2 separate regions of the Homo sapiens genome follow, and region 2 is linked to region 1. Evidence: read pairs that join two places in POLR2A ChIA-PET (ENCODE). Cell type or tissue: PC-3. All regions are shown on one strand. Links, peaks and the distances in the headings refer to the core of each region. The heading gives the core; the rest is flanking DNA.

The links. ChIA-PET counts read pairs that join two places held together with the same protein. Peaks named below come from ENCODE experiments on the same cell type or tissue, not always from the same donor. Only the 100,000 strongest peaks of a DNase experiment are listed, where the experiment ranks them.
Region 2: POLR2A ChIA-PET joins it to region 1 with 6 read pairs; 2 of 35 experiments call an interaction of 5 or more read pairs at or near these places.

Annotation. Positions count from the first base shown.
Region 1 is chr11:88,843,253-88,851,307 of GRCh38, reverse strand. It overlaps GRM5 (glutamate metabotropic receptor 5), which reads left to right. Exons shown (of 10, transcript NM_001143831.3): 3 at 1,153-1,402. Among named protein-coding and RNA genes, the nearest start is that of GRM5, 220 kb to the left of the region's middle. In PC-3, for the core only: no CTCF peak of the experiment used is centred there; a DNase peak (open chromatin) is centred at 1,707; H3K27ac peaks cover 1,053 bases.
Region 2 is chr11:88,626,940-88,634,994 of GRCh38, reverse strand. All of the region lies in intron 4 of GRM5 (glutamate metabotropic receptor 5), which reads left to right. Among named protein-coding and RNA genes, the nearest start is that of GRM5-AS1, 130 kb to the right of the region's middle. In PC-3, for the core only: no CTCF peak of the experiment used is centred there; a DNase peak (open chromatin) is centred at 3,284.

The sequences.
Region 1 (8,055 bases), core at 1,685-6,684:
ATAGCCTCTTGTATTCTTCAAAGCAATCCCCCTTATATATCTAATATTTTGAAAATTCAGAATATGAGCCCTGTATAAAATATAGAGCCTTAAAATGTTCCAAAAATATCTAAAATTGGAGAATTGTCACTCTGAAATGGGAAAGAGAAATGCGGATGTAATTAGAATTCTGAGACTCCCAAGAGTCAGCCTTAGACAAGTAGAGGGAGCAGAACCTATGCTATTAGATCTGTGAATGAGTTCAGCCCTCCACTTACTGCTAGTGTAACTCAAGGTAAATATGGACCTAACTGCTCTGTTTTCTGATCTATGTATTGAATGGAGCCCATAATAGCTACATCAATATTTTATTGTGAGTGCTAAATTAGATCACATATATAAAGGTCCTTGTGTCCTGGCATATAGCTGACTGTCAATATTAATCCCCTTTTCATTAATTTTTAAAGACTAACATTTGTCCTTAGTCCCCAAATTTTGCAAAAGACTTTGAACTTTTTTTCCTTATCAATAACTTCCCCATGGTTGTATAGGATAAAACTGTAAATGTTTTTCATAAGTTTACACATTCACCTGCGACAAGACTAAATCTTAAGCAAGGATCTCAGTTTTTCAATTAAGACCAAACCATAAATTCTCATGATTATAAGTATATAATATACTGAATATTATATATAATATAATACTTTATAAAATATTTATATGGCAACATCTATACTATATAAACTACATGTATTACTTATATGTACTATATCTTTAAATACAAAAATCTCAGTGGGATGAAATTGTCATTAATGAGAAGTAAAGGGAAGTGAGATAGAATGCAAAAAAATAGCAGATAAATATTTCCATCAGCTCATATTTAGAATAAGAGCTATTTTGAGTCATAAAAGGATGATGAATTGCTTACACTTTTTATATTATTCTCTCCATCACAGTGAAAATATAAATGATCAATGCATATATAATGTGGTTCAATTGTAATTTGCCCAAAATAAGCAATTCGGCAAAAGAGCAAAAACCAAAATTCAGGTCTTCAGGTTGCAAGTCCCATACCAATGACTTTCATGCTCCTAACACCTGCATTCTGATTATACCCAATTAATGCAACACTCTCATTTCACTATCCCTCTGCTTATCTATGTTTTCACACAGGCAACTATGGAGAAAGTGGGATGGAAGCCTTCAAAGATATGTCAGCGAAGGAAGGGATTTGCATCGCCCACTCTTACAAAATCTACAGTAATGCAGGGGAGCAGAGCTTTGATAAGCTGCTGAAGAAGCTCACAAGTCACTTGCCCAAGGCCCGGGTGGTGGCCTGCTTCTGTGAGGGCATGACGGTGAGAGGTCTGCTGATGGCCATGAGGCGCCTGGGTCTAGCGGGAGAATTTCTGCTTCTGGGCAGGTGAGTGATAATAAGAAAATTTACATGGAGTTAATACCAGGAATTTGGCAGCACTGAAGGGTAGCTTTTAGTGTATGATAAAAAATTCTTTCAAAGCTTAATCTGTGCAGTGGAAATAGAGCTTAAATTTCATAACGCACCTGTGCCTGGAGAAAATCATGGAAAATAAGTAGATCCGCCATGTGCTGATTAATAGTAACAGGAATCAACAAATGAAGATGATGCATCTTTAAGTCCTAAAAACCATGACTGTAAGGTAATGAAATGGATTTTTATATGCTTGAGTAATTCACTTGGAAAGTAAACATGACTCAAACTCATAGTTGCTTTTAAAGCTGATTTTGAGAATGACTACATGAGCTTGGTTTATAATGTTGAATCATAGAATTTTGGGTTTGAAAATGAGGGATTGCTTTCAGAGCACATTTTTAAAGCATTAGAAAATTGGCTTGTTATTTTATATCACAAAAATGTAGGTGCCTGGTGACCTACATTGTTTCTAGACAAGATACCAAAATACCAGCTTCTACAGAGATTGACTTTAATTATCTGGATAATTCACTTGATTGACACAACTCAGCACATTCCCTGTTGTTGTGGCTGAATCAGTGTATTAGTCAAATTCTCCAGAGAAATAAAACCAAAAGTATATACATATATAATAAAAAATATGCATATATGTGTCCTGCACACATATATATGTGTATGTATAAATTTGTGTGTGTGTGTATATACATATGTGTGTGTGTATATATATATATACACATATGATATTTACTACAAGGAATTGGTTCATGTGATTAAAGACCCAAGAGAGCCAATATGTAGTTTCAATCCAAGTCCAAAGGTCTTAGAACTATGAAAGTTGATAATATTAATTTGCAGTCTGAAAGTTGGTAGGCTTGCAATTCAAGATGAGCCAATGTTTCAGTCCAAGTCTGAAGACTGAAAAAGACCGATGTCCATCTCATGCTATCAGGCAAAAAACATTACCTCTTAGCCTTTTAATACTATTCAGGTCTTCAGTTGATTGTTTGAAGTCCATCCATATTAGAGAGGGCAATCTGCTTTACTCAGTCTACTGCTTCAAATGTTAATTTCATCCAGAACACTCTCACAGACACAGGCAGATTAATGTCTGTTAAAATGTCTGGGCACTCATAGCCCAGGCACTAGACACATAAAATTAACTATCATAATTAGTAAGACAACATCGTAGTTTTGAATGTGTGAATGAGGTGCACTTCTGAGATGGTAACACTGGAACTTATAAGTGGTAGGGAAGCTGCTTCTTCATTGCATACCTTTAAAACATTATGTACCATATATCTTTTTATTAACACGTAGCCAGTGTAAAGAACAGCAAAAACCTTAGAATCCACTGCATCTTTCTCAGGATTTCTGCCCCAAATAGAGAGCCAAGTCACTTGTTATTAACTTTTGATGGCTTATTAAGGGAAATGTACTTCCTTCATTTTCCAAATGCTTAACTGACCGTCTGTGATCAGACTTAGCTCCAGCTGGGATACATTTTATGACAGCCATTTTATGTACCCAATTCTTTTCTGTCCGATCTGATGGCAATAGATTGATGGGGCTATTTTGGTATGAGGCCACACATCCTTCAATAAAAATGATATTGAGTGAGATTCCTTTTTTATCAATGTCATATATTTTGTCAAAATCGTCGCTAGTTGGCAGGAATGATGTACCAGTTAGTTTCATACAACCCACAAACATGCCAACTGCCAATATTCTTATACTGTATTCTGAAGTGCAGTGTTACCACTGCAGTAAAAATAACAGAAAAGAAAAAAAATCTAGCTTTAAGTAGTTCTGTTTTTCTGATAGGGAATAAAGAATTCCACGATTCCTATCTGCTCCATTTGCCAGCATTAATAAGAAAAATCAGCAGCATTTGTTTTCAGTCATATGGTGTATTTGCCAAAAAGCAAATGTTCTTTGATCCCATGTACACTAAGTAAATAGATTGGCTTTTATAATATTTGCCATTTTCCATGTATGATTTTATTTCCAGAAGCATTGCAAAATTTTATATTTTGGGTATTTTAAAATCTATTTTGTATATGATAAACATAGAGTTCTTTCCATATCATTTAATTCATGGAATACTAAATTTATAGCCTCTAGTTAGATTTTTTTTATCCCCACATTAACTGGCTATTTAGTAATTTGACATTTACTTGAACATCAGTTCATTTCATTTTTGAGCAGTTTTGTTAGGTCTTCCTTACTCCAAATTTTAAAACTGTCTCCCTGCAGTTTCTGCCTCTTGGCCCATGTTTTTTTTTCTTTAAAAGTAACGTGATGCTCTTTCAAATATTTGGGAACAACAGTGTGGTCCTCAGTACTCTCCAACTTCTCTTTGAAATATCCTAACTTCTTCCAACTATCTTAGTGAGATGGCACTGTGGGTGTTAATAAAACCACTTATCAGAACCATTTATAGGACCATTTATCAAATACTTTGTGCCAATTACTGTGCTAAGCACTTTACATGTATTGTTTCATTTAATCATTATTTGACAAATGTTGAGTGTTTACTATATGTAAAAGTGCTTGAAATAAATCAATGAGCAAAAAAACAATAATTATTGCCCTTATGATACTTACAGATAAGTTAGATAGAAGGTCATATAAGTGTTATGAAAAAACCCATATCTAAGAACAACCTAAATATTAAGTACTATTCTATTTTATACACAGGAGTTCTAAGTAAGACTCAATAAATATTGATGTGTGAAATGGAACAGAAAAGCAAAAGTTAATAGTTTGTAAGAAAAAGTTTACATCTACTAACTCTAATTTTACAAATGAGGAAACTGATACCTCCAAAATTTGGATGACACAATTACCCAACTACCATAACTTATAATCCAGTGTACTTTTCTACTAACTTGTCTTCTGTAGAGTAGAAACAGAGGGGAAGTTATTATTTGATAGCAAACCCTAGGTTCTACATAGAACCTGAGTTTATTTTTTTAAAATTTTAGATAATTCAAATTTTTAATTTTAATTAGTATTTTATATCAGTGCTACCTCCTGAAAATTTTTATTTAGTTCACGCTATAACTTCTTTCAGTATTCTAGTGTTATTTTGTTTACAGATATTCTGAAAATCTCTCTTTTTGCTCCTTCTCTTCCCCAATTCAACTTGAATGAATGGCTTTAGGAACTAGAAGTCAAAGCTATGTGGAAAAAAAAAAAGGCTATATTTAGAGCCTACTAGAAGGTCCACATTTAATAGCTGTAGTTACTTATAAATATCTCCAACTGCCTTAGGTCAACCATGTTTAATAGGTCGTTCAACTTAAGTGCTTGGCAGGACTAAGACAACTCTGCTGCTGAGACAACCTCATCCATCAGCACATCTCACCATCTGTGCTGCACATCAATAGAATGTTAGAATGATACACACCTCACCACTAGGTCTTTCCATTTGAGCTGTGGGTAATCTGCTGTCTCATTGCCAATAAAAATATCCTGTTCAGGTCCCTGAAATAGTCTTGCTAAACACTTTGGCTCTGACAGCAGGCTGAGATCAATAATCTGAACAGTAATGGCATTTCTTAAGGGGCTTATTTTCTAGAATGAATACACTGTCTTGTTCTAGATCTGGGAAAGAATTACTTGAAATACATTATTTAAAAGTTAGAAATTTAAATAAGACTTGGAAACAACTAGTTTTTAGCAAATTAACAACTGAAAAGATAGTTTCATTTGATCTATAATTAACTTTATTTGAATAATTTGAGAATATTCTTTACTACGATGATTATTACAAAGCCACAAAAAGGAAATGTACTTAAATTTCAAAAGTACTTGAGGATTATAAGAAGCATTTCTTAGAGGTCAATCTACATCAATATTTTTCAAAATGGAAATGATAAGAACTTACTGTAAGAAATATCCTTGCCAATGAAATTACAGTTTTTCTAGTCAAACTATGATAGTGGCTATTCCCCAGAGGTAGATATTATTCTTTATCTTTACATGTAGCAAGAATGTCTATTCCAAATTCAGTCATTTTCAAACAAGTATACAGGCATTCCTTGGAGAAAATGTGCGTTTGATTTCAGACCACCACAATAAAACAGTATCACAATAAAAATCACACAAATGTTTTGTTTTCCCAATTCATATAAAAAGTGGGGGGGGGCGCGGTGGTTCATGCCTGTAATCCCAGCACTTTGGGAGGCAGAGGCGGGTGGATCATGAAGTCAGGAGATCAAGACCATCCTGGCTAACACGGTGAAACCCCGTCTCTACTAAAAATACAAAAAAGTAGCCGGGTGTCGCGGCGTGCGCCTGTAGTCCCAGCTACTCTGGAGGCTGAGGCAGGAGAATGGCGCAAACCCGGGAGGCAGAGGTTGCAGTGAACTCAGATTGCGCCACTGTCCTGCAGCCTGGGCGACAGAGCGAGACTCTGTCTCAAAAAAAAAAAAAAAAAAAAAAAAAAAAGTTATGTTTATACTGTACTGTAGCCTAATAAGTGCACAATAGAATTATGTCTAAAAATATATAAATCTTAATTCAAATATACTTTATTGCTAAAAAAAAAAAGCAAGTGATCATCTGAGCCTTCAGTGGGTTAGATTCTTTTTGCTAGTTGAGGGTCTTGCCTCAATGTTGATGGCTGCTGACTGATTAGGGTGGCAATTGCTGAAGGTGGCAGTGGCTGTGGCAATTTCTTAAAATAAGACAACAATGAAGTTTGCCACATCAAATGAGTCTTCCTTTCACAAAAGGAAGTGGTATTTATCTGTAGCATGAAATGTTGTTTGATGGCATTTTACCCGCGTTAGAACTGCTCTTAAAATTGGAGTCAGTCCTTTCAAATTCTATCACTGCTTTATCTACTAAGTTTAGGTAATATTCTAAATTCTTTGTTGTCATTTCAACAATGCTTATAGCAACTTCACCAGAGTATATTCCGCCTCAAGAAACCACTTTCTTTGCTGATCTATAAGAAGCAATTCCTCATCCATTTAAGATTTATCATGAGATTGTAGGAGTTCAGTCCCATCTTTGAACTCACTTTCTAATTCTAGTTCTCCTGCTCTTTTCACTACATCTTCAGTTATTTCCTTGACTGGAAGTATTGGAACATCTCAAAGTCATCCATGAGGGTTGGAATCACTTCTTCCAAACTCCTGTTGCTGATATTTTTACCTTCTCTCATGACTCATGAATGTTCTTAATGACACCTAGAATGGTGAATCCTTTCCAGAAGGTTTCCAACTTACTTTGCCCATATCCATCTGAGGGATTACCATCTATGACAGTTATGGCTTTATGAAATGTATTTTAGAAATAATAAGACATGAAAGTCAAAATTACTTGTTGATTCATAGGCTGAAGAATGGATATTGTGTTAGCAGGCATGTAAACAACACTAAACTCCATGTATGTCTCCATCAGACCTCCTGGCTGGCCGGGCACATTGTCAATTATTAGCAGTAGTATTTTGAAAGGATTTTTGTATATATATATATGTGTGTGTGTGTGTGTGTGTGTGTGTGTGTGTAGTAATTCTGAAAAGTAGACTTAAAATATTCAGTAAACCATGCTTTAAAGAGATGTGTTGTCACCCAGGCTTTGTTTTTTTCATTTTTGGAACACAGTAATACATGTAACATAATTCATAAGTTTCCTAGTCTTCTCAGAATGGAAATGATTGTTGGCTTCCACTTCAAGTCACCAGTTTTATTATCTCCTCATAGAAGAGTTAGTCTGTCCTTTGACAATCTGAAGCAAGGCCTTGACTTCTCCTCTCTAGCTGAGAAAGTGTTAGATGGCATCTTCTTCCAAAAAAAGGCTGTTTTGTCTGCATTGAAAATATGTTGTTGAAACTTCTCTATCAGTCTGCACCTGCTGCTTCACCCAGCACTTTGATGTTACAGAGACAGTTTCCTGTCTTCAACCTCGTGAAATAACCTCTGCTAGCTTTACACATCTTCTGTAACTTCCTCCCCTCTCTCAGCCTTTATAGGATTAAAGAGAGTTAAGATCTTGCTCTTGATTAGAATTTTGGTTTACAAGAATGTTGTGGCTGACTTGATCTTCTATCAAGACCATGAAAACTTTCTCCACATCAGCAATAAGGCTGTTTCTCTTTCTTATCATTTCTCTATATTCACAACTTGGCTGTTTTTTGCAACAGGCCTAATTTTTGGCCTATATTTGCTTCCACCTTACCTTCCTCATTAAGTATAATCATTTCTAGCTTTTGATTTAAAGTTAGAGACTTACAATTCTTCCTTTCACTTGAGCATTTAGCCATTGTAGGGCTATTAATTAGCCTAATTTCAATACTGTTGTGTCTCTAGGGTTAGGGAGGCCTGAGGAGAGGGAGAGAGACGGAAGTACAGCCAGTGGGTAGGACAATCAGAACATACCACCCTCATTACGGTCTTATATAGGCACAGTTTGTGATGCCCCAAACCAATTACAACAGTAGCATGTTCCTAACACAAAGAAATAATAAATGTCTGAGGTGACGGATACGTTTATTACCCTGATTTGATCCTTATATATTGTATACATTTATGGAAATATCACACTGTATGCCATAAATGTGTACAATTATCATGTAAATTGAAATAATAATATAAGCGAAAAAGATCGCTGAT
Region 2 (8,055 bases), core at 1,242-6,241, 220 kb after region 1:
TGCAACGTAGAGTCATGTGCTACATAACGATTCAGTAAACGATGGTCCACATATACAACAATGGTCTCATCACATTATAATGGCGCTGAAAAATTATTGTTGCCTAGTGATGTCATGGTGCAACACATTACTCATATGTGTGGTGATGCTGATGTAAATAAACCCTGTGCACTGCCAATTGCATGAAAGTATGGCACATACAATTATGTATACAACATAATTTTGAAAATAATAACGTTTATGTATTTACTATTATATATTTTTATCATTACTTGGGAGTGTACTCCTTCTACTTATAAGAAATAAAAAGTCAACTGTAAAACATCCTCAGGCAAGTCCTTCAGGAGGTGTTCCAGAAAGTATTGTTATCATAGGAGATAACAGCTCCGTGTGTTATTGCCCCTGAAGACCTTCTGGTAGGATGAGATGTGGAGGTGGGAGACAGTGATATTGATGATCCTCACCCTGTGCATGCCTAGGCTAATGTGTGTAGGTATCTTGGTTTTTAACAAAAACATTTAAAAAATAAAAAATAGGAAAAGATTATGGAATAAGAATATAAAGAAGAAAATATTTTGTGCAGCTATACAATGTGCTTGTGTTTTAAGCTATGTGTTATTACAAAAGAGTTGAATAGTTAAAAATAAATTAAAAGTTTATAAAGTAAATGTTACAGTAAACTATGGTGAATTTGAAGAAAGAAAAATAATATTTTTTATAAATTTAGTGTAGCCTAAGGGTGTATTGTTTATAAAGTCATAGTGGCATACAGTAATGTCCTAGGCCATCACATTCCCTCACCCTCACTCACTGACTTGCCCAGAACAACTTCCAGTCCTGCAAGCTCTATTCATTGTAAATATCCTATAGAAGTATACCATTTTAAAACCTTTTATGTCACACTTCTGCTGTACTTTGTCTACATTTAGATATACAAATACTTACACCTTTGTATAATTGCCCACAGTATTTAGTACAGTAACATGCTGTACAGGTTTGTAGCTTAGGAGAAACCAGCTATATCATATAGCTTATGTATTTAGTAGGTTGTGCATAACCACCCTCTAAGATGTTCAAACAGTGATGAAATTGCCTAACAGCACCTTTCTCAGAACATATCCTTGTCATTAAGTGATGTATGAATGTATATAAAAATTAACTAAAAATTAATTTTAGCTAGTTACGGTGGCTCGTGTTTATAATCTCAGCACTTTGGAAGGCCAAGTCAAGAGAATCATTATAGGCCAGGAGTTCAAGACCAGTCTAAGCAACAAAGTGAAACTACCCCCTGCCTCTTTACAAAAACTAATAATAAAAAAATTTAGTCAGGTAATTGGGCACAGTAGTGCCTGCCTATAGTCCCAGCTACTCGAGAGGCCAAGGCAGAAGGATTGCTTGAGCCCAAGAGTTCAGCACTGTAGTAAGCTATGATTGCACCACTGCACTCCATCCTGAGTTACAAAGCAAGAATCCATCTCAAAAAATGAAAATTATAGATATAAATGTGAAACCTAAAACTATAAAATATCTATAAGAAAACATGAAAACCCATTCATGACCTTATGTTAGAAAAGGTTTCTTATACGCGACAGCAAAACACGATCAGTAGAAGAAAAAATGACTGTGTTGGACTTCATCAAAATTAAAAACACTTGCTCTGTAATGAGAATGGAAAAGAAAAGGCACAGATTGGAAGAATTTCTATATAATTTACCTATAATTGGGGTAGATGAGAAATTCTTAAAAAATAATAACAATGCAGTTTTTAAAATGAGCAAAATGAAAAGCCATTTCTTTTAGTCATTTTTAATTTTTGTGGTTTATGTGTTTACAGGATACATGACCCAATAAGTGCATAGTGGTATCTTATTGTGGTATAAATGTTCACTTTCCTAATGATTACTGATATTGAGCATCTCCTATACCTATCTGCCAACCATACATCTTCTTTGATAAAATGACTATTCAAAACATGCTTGTTCAAAATATTGATGAACACTCATTTCATCAAAGAAGATATAAGGATTGCAGATAAGTACAGGAGAAGATGCTCAATATGATTAATCATTAGGAAAACAAAAATTTATACCACAATAAGATAACACTATGCACTTATTAGTATGGATAAAATTATAAAGCCTGGTCATATCAAATGTTGGGAAGAATGTTGAGGAACAAATATTCTCACGTACTGTTGATGAGAATATAAAATGCTATAACCATTTTGGAAAATAGTTTGATAGTTTCTTAAAAAGTTAAACATATACCCACCATGTGGTGCAGCCATTCTACTCCTAAGTATTTAAGGAATAATGTTCAAAATGATGTTATTTGTAATAGCTCAAACGCCAAAAAACCTAAATATTCACCAACAGGTGAAAGAATACACAAACTGTGATATATTCATGTAATGGAATATTACTCATCTACATAAAGGAATGACCAATTAATACACCCAACAACACAGCAAAAATCAAAATAATTATGAGTCTAAGTAGCCAGAAAAGCCAAGGCAGGAGGATCACTTGAGGCCAGGAGCTCGAGATCAACCTGGGTAACATAGGGAGACCCCGACTCTACAAAAAAATAGAAACATTGGCCAGGTGTGACAGCGCATACCTATAGTCCTAGGTGCTTGGGGGTCTGAGGCAGGAGGATCGCTTAAGCCTGCAGTGAGCTAGGATTGCACCACTGCACTCCAGCCAGGATGAAGGAGTTAGATCCTGCCAAAAAAAAAAAAAAAAAAAGTACATACTGTGTGATTCAATCTCTATGAAACTTTAGAAAATGCAAAGTAATCTAGAGTGACAGAAAGCAAATCAGTGGTTGCCTGGGGATGGGAATGGGGAGTGATGGATTACAAAGGTGCGGGAGGAACGTCGTGGAGGTGATGGATATGTTAAGTATCTTGACTTTTGTGTGGTTTCATGAGAGTATACATGTGTGAAAACTTATCAAAGTGTTCAGTTTCAATATGTGCAGTTTATTCTATGTCAATAGTACTTTAATAAACCTGTTCAGAAATGTATAAGGACAAATATCTATTTGTCCTTTTATACATATATATCTATAAAACATAAAATAATCCTCTTTCAGACTTATTTCTCAGGCTTCAAAGAATTCTAGCAAATAACCAAGTCCCTTATCTCTCATATCTTTTGTGATTTTGATGTCTGTAACCAAATGGAAATTTACTTTACAAAGGGATGTTCTTCTCCTCCTGCTTTTAATCCCTAAGCTTATCCCTTTTGAGCTGCTCAGTGATTCATTCTCTCCCAGTCTCTCAGATGACTCAGGTAAGCCATGCTGTGAAATGAACAGGAGTGAGAGCTTTGGAGTGATCACTTATGTTAAATTCAGCTCCACCATTCACTCACTCTGTAACCGGGGGCCAGTTACTTAGCCCTGCCTTCTTCATTTATACAACTCAGACAATAATTATATTTTAGAGTCATGATGGGGATAAAATGGCATGATATAGGTAAAGATCCTATGAAAGGATCTCAAGAAATGTTATATTAAAACTTTACACTTACAATCGATTGTGCTTTAGAAAATATTTGCATTTAGGTTGTTGTGGAAAAGAAATACAATATGTGGTATTAGTAAATATATATCCCAATAATATCTAGGCTAGGAATGATGATTTACAGCATATTACTAGAATATAACATTTAATATAAAAACAAAAAACAGATGTTTCCTCTGCCTATTCATAACCTTATTCTTCATATGCATGTAGGTGTTTTGGTACGGTATACCTGTTTTATAACAGGTGCCATTCTCTAAGATATTATAAAAAGCTAACTTTAATTTCAATTTTATGGCTGAGTGTCAGATGCTATATATGAGTTTGCCCACATCACCATGACAACTATGTGGGAAGGTTTTTGCCACAGCCCTCATGGTTGGCCTAGTGTTTTGACATTTCAGTAATTGCCAGTGTCACTACCTTTAAAAATTACAGAGAACTGACACCTAGTCCAGATGGCTACTAAATAAAGAAACCGCTGTCCCCACAGCTGTGACATGGTACTGAAGACAGGAGAGCCTTCTATCAAAGATATGGTCACTAAGAAATGATGTGAAAGATCTTGACTTATAAAATATAATAAATGGCTGGGCACAGTGGCTCATGCCTGTAATCCCAGCACTTTGGGAGGCCGAGGTGGGCAAATCACCTGAGGTCACGAGTTCGAGACCAGCCTGACCAACATGGAGAAACCCCGTCTCTACTAAAAATACAAAATTAGCCAGTCATGGTGGTGCATGCCTGTAACACTAGACACTTGGGAGGCTGAGGCAGGAGAATGGCTTAAACCCGCGAGGCAGAGGTTGCAGTGAGCCAAGATCGCACCATTGCACTCCAGCCTGGGCAACAAGAATGAAACTCCATCATAATATGTGTGTGTGTGTGTGTTTGTGTGTGTGTGTGTGTGTGTGTGTGTGTGTGTGTATTACATTAGTAAATTATTATTAAGCCCTTTGCAACATTGGGCAACCCTGGAGTGGAATACAAGGCAAATATATGATCTAGTACTTAACTTCAGGGTCTCTACATTCTGCTAAGGAATAAAAGATATACTAAAAGATTAAAACTAGAAGAGTCATTTATCCCTTCAGCAAATACTTATTGAATAACTACTATGTATCAGTAGGCATTTTAGATACTGGAGTTACAGAAGTAAACAAAACAGACAAAAATTCTTGCCTTCGTGGAACATACATTCCTGTTAGGGGAGACAGAGTAAAACAAAATAGATAAGTGAAATATATACTATATTAGATGGTGATAATTACTGGAAGAAAAATAAATCAGGGAGATAGGATTTAGAATGTTGGGGAGGGTGACCTTACTGAAGAGAGAAACTTTGTATAAAGCCCAGAAAGTGAGGAAGGTGTGACCCAAGTCGTTAAGGGAGAAGATGATTTCAGGAGAAGGAAATCACAGGAATAAAGCCTGGAGAGGTGTGGGAACTGTCATAGGTAAGGAAACAGATGGGAGACCAAAGTGGCTGGAGCAAAGTAAGTTGGGGAAACAAGTAGAAGATAATGTCAAAGAGGTCACAGAAGGTGAGATCTTGGAAAGCTGTGTGGGCCACTGTGCTGACTTTGGCTTTTACTCAATTGAGACATGAAGCCACTAGAGGACTTAGACAAAGACAGGACTTGAACTGGCCTTTTTTGTAGCAGATAACATTGACTGCCATGGAGCTGTAAGCAGATTGTCTGATTATCAAACATCACTGGAATGTGTGAGTCAAAGAGTAAGTCATGGAAGTCTGTGGACAGGAGAAATCAGTTCAGGTCAGAGTATCCAAGGGCAATTGGAGGAGACAGCATGGGTATCCTGTGGGTAAGCGAGTGTGGTATGGGTAAGTGGCCAAGTAGAGAGAATAGCCTGAGGAAATAGGGAAGTGGAGCTGGAGTAGAAGAGTCCATCATGAAGAGGTTTTCTATTTGTCCGTGATCAATAAAGAAGGCATTCTAATTCCCAAAACCCTCTACCTCTGGAGGGGGTCTCAGAATTTGCCTGCCATGTTCACAGACAGAAATGGATTAGGAAGATTAAAACAAGGAGAGAAGACACTATACATAGGTAGAAATAAAGTGGGATAGGTAAGGTGCAGCTGACTATAGATATGTACGGCGCATAGCTGACATATTTGAGCTAGAGAATGAATACCAATGCAAAGTTGTTGGGTATTACTGAGCATAGCCCTGCCATGGAATTCTACTAAAGAAGGTCTGGTTATTTGAAGGAATTTTATGTTAAAAGAATTTTGCCGCTACCAATAGACCCAGGGCAAATGCCTTTTCAGGGTCCTTCTTCCAGAATAATAACCATCAGATCCAGATATCAAATTCCTTCAGGTGCTGAAGCTTTGGTATGGCAAAGATAGGCTAGATGTTCAGCAAATCCATTTCCTTTTCCTGAGCACATAGGAAAGCACCATTTACAAACCTACTTTGCAGTACCTGACTAGAATTAGTTGATAGAATATGAGCTAAAGTGATGTGTGCTACTTAGAGGCCTGCGTTCTAAAAATTCACAAAAGATCCTGGTCTCAATCTCCCTCCTACATTCATGTGACTAGAAAAAAAGGGATCCAAAGATGGCAAAATCATGTGTTAGAAAGAGCTTGGCTCTCTGAGTCACTTAAAAGACTCAGGAGCACTTCACAATCTACATTAGATTGTGATATAAGCAAGAAATAAACTTTTATTGTATTAAGCTACTGGTTATTTGAGTCTGTTGTCATAGCAGCTACTGTTAATTACCCTGACTTGATATACCTTTCTCCTGCTCCTGATGGACAGCAGCAGGGCTTTGTCATGATATGTAAATGCCAATCTACACCAAAGTGACTACAAGAGTTAAAGGATCCATCTGTTACCATAGTGATTCCCACTGACCCTGCCAATTCAATTTATTTTGGAATAGATCCAGGATATTTGAGCTGTTGCTTGGAAAACATTTTACTGATCAGCTCAAGGGTTCATGACTATCAGAGCAGATATTAAATATAACCTAAATGGCACATGATTTCTTTCCAATGAAGTATTGATACAAATTCAAGGCATGAGTTAAATTTCTTTCATATCTTCTTTATCAAATTATCACTTCTTACATCCATTAAGCAAGATTCTGAACTGGTTTTAAGAGTTACAAGAGAGGAGGCCAAGAATAGTTAGCGGTTAATCTCTTCCATCAGGTATTTTATAATTTATCTGGGAATACCTTCAATACAAGGTTACACATGATAAGTAGAAAATAGTTGAAATGTGACTTAAGGGCTCTAGGCATTAGAGAAGTAGAGAATGCATGCATCTGGGGAAATTAGGGATTAATGACATAGCTAGTCTTTGAGTTGAATCCTGAAGTTTAGTTGGGCTGTGAGACAGGGAGTTGGAGGCAGAGTATTTCAAGCTTAAACAGTTTGGCAAACTGAATAATGGAGTTGAGAAAATACATGTCCTACTCAGTGTCATAGATTGTAACAAATAAGGCTGGGAATGCAAGTTTGAAAAGATGTTTTTAACCATGCATGCCAAACCATGATTTGGGGAATTTTCTTCTATATCTTAATTGTTGAAGAATTTTGAAGAAAACGAGGTAATCAAAAACCATATTTAAAAATATTAATCTGACAGTATAATTCAGAATTTGTTGGGTGAGGGAGAGATTACCTTTATTTTATTAAGCTGCTGGGAATTTGAGGGTGTCACAGAAGTTATTGTTAGGTGACAGAAGAATGAGGTAAACTTGGTGATCCTCTGCAGGGCTGAAGGAAAGGGAGAAGACAAGGGTGACTTAAAAGATTCAATTTTAGGTGATTGAGAAAATTTTGCAAGTAGAGAAATAGGGAAAGGGGTGAGATTGAGGTACAGAAGATGAGTTCTGCTTAAAATATTTCAAATTTGAAATATGCACATGTGGCTGTTGTACAGCCAATTAGGAGGAGTATATCTGACATCTTAATGACATGCAGTGGTAATGAAGAATCCCTGGTGCAAAATTACTAAGAGTGAATAGAAGGCTAGAAACTATCCCTAATGTGCATCTTTCAGATAGTAACTGCAGGAAAAGCTGGGTCCATCAGACCTAAAATATGTGCCACAAAGAAATTATAGGGTAAACTCATGTATCTCATATTAATAAATGTGATAATGTGATTAAATTGATTGATTTGTGAGTGGTGGGTTTATGGAAATGAAAAGTTATGCACACTGAAGACATCACAGTAAAGTGGTTTTGTACAAGCTTTGGCATTTGACAGGCTAGATTTATATCCTGGCTCTGCCACTTAATAGCTCTATGACACTGGACAAATTGCTTAAACTCTCTTTCTTCACTTTCTTCAGTTGTAAATTTGGGATAATATTAAATGCCTAGCAGATAGAGATATTATGAGAAGAACATGGAATAGTACCTATGAAGCATTTAACATAGTGTTAAGTCAGCTTGGGCTGCCATAAGAAAATAACATTGACACAGTGGCTTAAACAAATTTTTTTTTTCACAGCGCTGGAGGCTGGAAGCCGGAGATCAGG